Linked DNA regions of Homo sapiens: region 1 is linked to region 2. Evidence: chromatin loops called from intact Hi-C (ENCODE). Cell type or tissue: OCI-LY7. All regions are shown on one strand. Region 1 overlaps TVP23C-CDRT4 (TVP23C-CDRT4 readthrough). Region 2 overlaps PMP22 (peripheral myelin protein 22).

Region 1 (2,500 bases), 270 kb after region 2:
TTACTGTGTGGGAATGTCTCAGCCAGTCAGTTAAAGGCCTTATGAACAAAACTAAGATTTTCCTGAGGAAGTAGAAAGTTGACCTCAAGATTGCAACATCAGCTCCTGCTTGAGAGTTCCAGCCTGCTGGCCTGCCCTACAGAATTTGGATTTGTCAGTTCCCACAACTGTGTAAGCCAACTCCTTGAAATAAATCTCTCTCCGTGTGTGTGTGTGTGCATGTGTGTGTGCATGCACGCGTGTGCATGCGCCCACGTTCATCTCTGGCACGAGACCCACATACAAAGGTGGTGTCCTAAGGTGTATGATTGGGGAAACTGCATGTGGTGCTTAGCACTGTAAGCCTAAGGCAGACTGTCCAGATAGGAACCTTGGATCCATCATGTACTAGATGCACCATGACCTTGGGTCAACTCCTACATTCTCTAACCCTCAGTTTCCTCATCTGTAAAATGGTGGTAGTATCTCCCTCACACGGTCATTGCAAAGAGTCAAAGAGATTAAGTATCTCATGATATTTAAGAAGTTAAATGCCCATGACCAACACAGCAAGTAAGTATGAAGCCAGGATTTAAACTCATGTTTGTCTGCACTGCGTATGCCCTTTACCCGCTGCCATATCACCTTGGTCTTTGGGAATTACACTTCAGTTATCAGCTCTTTAACAGACACAGTTGCTGTAGACCACTCCTACATTGTTACAGCTTCAACTCTGCTCTACAGAGATGCCTCTTAAATGTATACCTTTGGCCTAATCCTGAGGTTGAGTTCCAGGTTTCCACTGCACTTTGCTAATTTGATATGCTCCATTGGCTTCAAATCTGACATATCTTAAATTCAAGCTCATCATCGAAGCCTCACCATTGACAAGTCCTGGCTTCACCTCTCTCTAGTTATATGACCCCAGGAAAGCTACTGATCCCCCAATCCTCAGTTTCCTCACTTGTTAAATGGCAGGGTTTGCCGAGATCAGGAAGCCAGACACATAGCACTCATAGTTCTTCTTATGTCTGACTGTGTCTACAGTACCTGTCTTGCTTGATCTCTGGTACATTGTGGGTATTATATTGTACTTATTTATTCAGCATCTATTCATTCCCTGGCACTGATTTTGACTAATTTCACAATAAGATGCATGGATTTAGTCCTAACTCACCACTTGTAGGAAAACCATCATTTCTTACTAAACCAAGTAAATTGGCTGCTCCAGTATGCGTTGGTTTCATTTACATCATATGTTAGTATATTGCCATCTAGAGGACCAAGTGCAAGCTACAAGCAAGAGAGAACTGGGGCTTGGGGAGAAAGGCAACATCCTAGAAGAAATGTTTAAAAAACATTAAGACTCATTCGTAGCTGTGTTGGATTTCAACAATTATGTGAAAAAAATAAATAACAGGATGTGTTTTAACTATAAATTAGAAATGAATGCTATAGTAAGTTACCGGCTCATAAACTTATGATCTCTGTTAAATAAAATTTATAGGAGGTCATTGGTTTGAAGTAAGTTCCTGCACTAGGCCCCAGTAGACCAAACCAAAATGGAGTTACTCACGGTAAAGTTCCAGGCCACCAAGCCAAAACTACATTGTTATCTGACCTTCCAAGAAATCAGGAGCGAGAGGGAGATAATAGCCACATCTCCGAACAGCCAGTTTTAGCCTGCCTGATAAGGAAGTCCCCCTACTTTAACCTTCACAAGGAAAGTAACTTTGAAAAAACCAATCCACTTTGTGTTCTTTGTTTCTGCATTCTTCAGCCTTTTTCTGCCTGTAAATACTCACTGCCCATGTTTCAGAGCAAAGCCCAATTCCCATGAATCATTCTTTGCTCTGTTACATTTATTTTGTTTAAAGTTTTACTTCTATCATCTTTAACTTGTTCTAAACAAAATAAAAAATAAAATGAAATCAGCATTCTTTCCTATAATTGACTGTTTTGCTGCATTTGGATTATCCATGCCATATACTAGATGAGAATCTAAATTAAAAGAGGAGCCACTTAACTAGGGGTTAGCTCTCCTGACTGCTGCAACTTTAGCTTAGCAATTCGGTTTTCCATCTGAGCAAGTTACCATTATCGAGTGCTTACTGTGGGCTTGGGACTATACTGAACATTTTACATGAGTTATCTCATTTAATCCTCACAAGCTCCTTCCACCTCAAGAGGGTAAGTATTTACTTGTGCTTATGACTCTCAGCCTGCTGCTTCATCTGTAAAAATGGGATAAGTGACTTTCTCAAAATCTAAAAAAGGATATTGAACTGGATCCACAACTCAGATCTGCCTGAATCAAATACAAGTTCTTAATGATTACAGTTTACTAAATACAACAGCTTCTGCATTCTAAGAATGTCACGAGGATGAAACAATTCGTGGAAAGCACTTTTTGGAGAAAAAACAATGCTCGAATGCTTACATAACAGAATGTTCACACAAAAAATAGGTGTAAAGTGATGTATATTCTATTGGGATAACCAATCGCTTTACAAAAGCATTC
Region 2 (2,500 bases):
TTCAAACTACACAACCTAGATGTTAGACTGCCTCATGGCACGATGCCAGGAGGCCCCATTCATGTAGAAAACAACATGAGTGGCAACCCCCAGAGAGAGGTGAAGTGTCATGGTCATGCACCAGAAAAATGAGTCCTTTCAGAAAAAAATACCAAGTCACATGGCGCAGTGGCTCACACCTCTAATCCCAGCACTTTGGGAGGTGAGGTGGGTGGATCTCCTGAGGTCAGGAGTTCGAGACCAGCCTGCCCAACATGATGAAACCCCTCTCTACTAAAAATACAAAAATTAGCCAGGCGTGGTGTTGGGCGCCTATAATCCCAGCTACTCGGGAGGCTGAGGCAGGAAAATCGCTTGAACCCAGGAGGTGGAGGTTGTAGTCAGCCGAGATTGCACCACTATTTATTTTTTCACACTTGCAACATATTCTTCACAAATCGATGTCAATAACAAATTACTTTTGATTACTTAACAAGTATTTTTTTTCAAATATACTTTCTAAGAGCAAATACAGACAAGTTAAATGGTTCGCAATGAGCATAGTTCATTTGTAAAGACAGTATAATGTTTTAAAAAGTACACATTTTTTTCAGCTTATTGTCTGCAGCCACAATTGTTAAACTCAATCAAAGAGGCCCTGGAGGATTCGCCACTTAAGGCTGAAGTCGTAGCAAGTGCTGCCACGTTGGGGAAGATAGCGGCAGAGATAACCACTACTGGGGAAGTGTAAATGGAAATTTCAAATTTAGATTAAGCCTGAGTGGCGTGAAAACAAACCCAGCATGTTCAGGTGCAGTGTCCAGATGTTTTCAAAATGCCCTGATTGTGAGAGCTGAGAAGGGAGATGTGGAAAACAGACACTCTGGGGTCCTCACGGAAAGCAACGAGGCAGATTTGAAACCCACACTAAGGAGGCATTGTAAATGAACTCAAGAACATGAGCTTGGCACAGAAGGAACAAGTTGAGAGATAAGAAGTTTCCTGATTAAAATAACCCTAGTGCCTCTTTGAGATCTGCTTCTAGCACCAACTGACAGCTATTTCCAACGGCAGAAGACACCAAATGTCAATCTGTAACATGCTACAGGTCAATATTGCTTTCTTTCCTGCAGATGGTTTAAGCACAACTTAGCAACTCCTCTGCCGCCTCGTTTCTGCTGAAACTTCGCCGGGTTTTAACACGCCTGCCAAAACTGCCCCCTTCCGGGCCCAAGAGTCCAGGATTCTGTGCCAAGCCGCGTGGCCAGATGCCACTTGGGGATGGCGCCTGTGAGCACCAAAGCCTGCCCTTTTCGGGCTGAGTCACTACTTGTAACCACCAGGTGTCAGTAGCGAGTACGGAGACTCCCATCCGGAGTGCTCCGGGAACTTCAGCCAGACCCTAAAGGGGGAGAAACCGGATGCTGTGGCTTTGGGGACAAGCAGTGCTACGGTCACATTCTCAGGCACTCATGAGTATTTCATTTACTCAGTTGCCAACTCACCATGCAAACCCACCACGTAATTTCTGGGATGGCTTTAATTCAATGCCTTTCACACACTCAGAGACAAGATTAAGCACTGTTCTCACTCCAATAGGACTGGGACCTTTTCTCTGCTCCCTCCCCAACCCAGAAGGTAAAAACATAAAGCAGGGTTTTCTACTCCTTGCGTATCTTCTCCATGTAAATTACCAAATTATTATTTTAGCAGTTTCTATTTGTACTGTGGTTCAAGGAATTTGGTTTATAATGCTTCAGCTGGGGACATGCTTGGGTATTACTGGGTACTGAGCTGTAAGAGGGAAAGTCCAGCAAAGCAACTGGATTATGCAAAGCCAGGACCAAAGGCCACTTCACTGCCTGTTTTACTGAACTGGATCTAAACTGGTTTCTCTCGTCTGGTGTAGCATCTTGAACATATATACTGGATCTATGAGTAGCTCCAGCAACATTTAAAGCTGTATTTCCGTGGCCTTTTAAACCCAGGATGTTAGGAAAGCTCTGCTGTATCTCTAGGTCCTTCCAGCCTGAGGACACATCTTCTGGAACAAAAGATCATGTGGATCCAGGTCCACGGGCTCTTAACATCAATCGCTATGGCCTACCCAGCCACCAAAACAGCTCATCCTGTTTACCTCCACCTGTCTGCATCCAAACACACAGGGCTCCTGGCTGGGTGTTCCTTTCCCTCTGGGTGCCTTGGGTACCTAGTTGGTGCTTCTGCTGCCAATTATCCCTTAATTTGACCCTCATGAAGCCTGGCTTCCATATCTCACAAGCAAAGATGCTGAGGACAGAGGAGAAATACGATCTTCTGGATTAAGGACCCCAAGGCTTAGCTTAGGGTTTTGCAAATAGCTTCAAGTCCCCATCTTGCAACAAGGAAACATTCAAAGGTTTTGATGCTAGGTGGCATCACTGAGGCCCAAGACCTGGAAAGGCAGCCAGTCTTGTGTCCATGTAACTGACGGTGCAGTGAGCTAGCCCCACTGTCACTGCAGCAGAAAGGGGCAGGACAT

What was found. A loop is a pair of places that touch in the nucleus more often than their neighbours do. Peaks named below come from ENCODE experiments on the same cell type or tissue, not always from the same donor. Only the 100,000 strongest peaks of a DNase experiment are listed, where the experiment ranks them.
Region 1: it touches region 2 in a loop (11-fold over the local background); 8 of 110 quality-filtered maps call a loop at or near these places.

The regions. Positions count from the first base shown.
Region 1 is chr17:15,525,463-15,527,962 of GRCh38, forward strand. The region is part of intron 4 of TVP23C-CDRT4 (TVP23C-CDRT4 readthrough); the gene reads right to left. It also overlaps a transcript of TVP23C not described here. Among named protein-coding and RNA genes, the nearest start is that of TVP23C, 37 kb to the right of the region's middle. In OCI-LY7, CTCF peaks have their summits at 1,248 (motif pointing left) and 1,447; a DNase peak (open chromatin) is centred at 1,239.
Region 2 is chr17:15,256,204-15,258,703 of GRCh38, forward strand. The region is part of intron 3 of PMP22 (peripheral myelin protein 22); the gene reads right to left. Among named protein-coding and RNA genes, the nearest start is that of MIR4731, 5.8 kb to the left of the region's middle. In OCI-LY7, CTCF peaks have their summits at 1,307 (motif pointing right) and 1,519; a DNase peak (open chromatin) is centred at 1,328.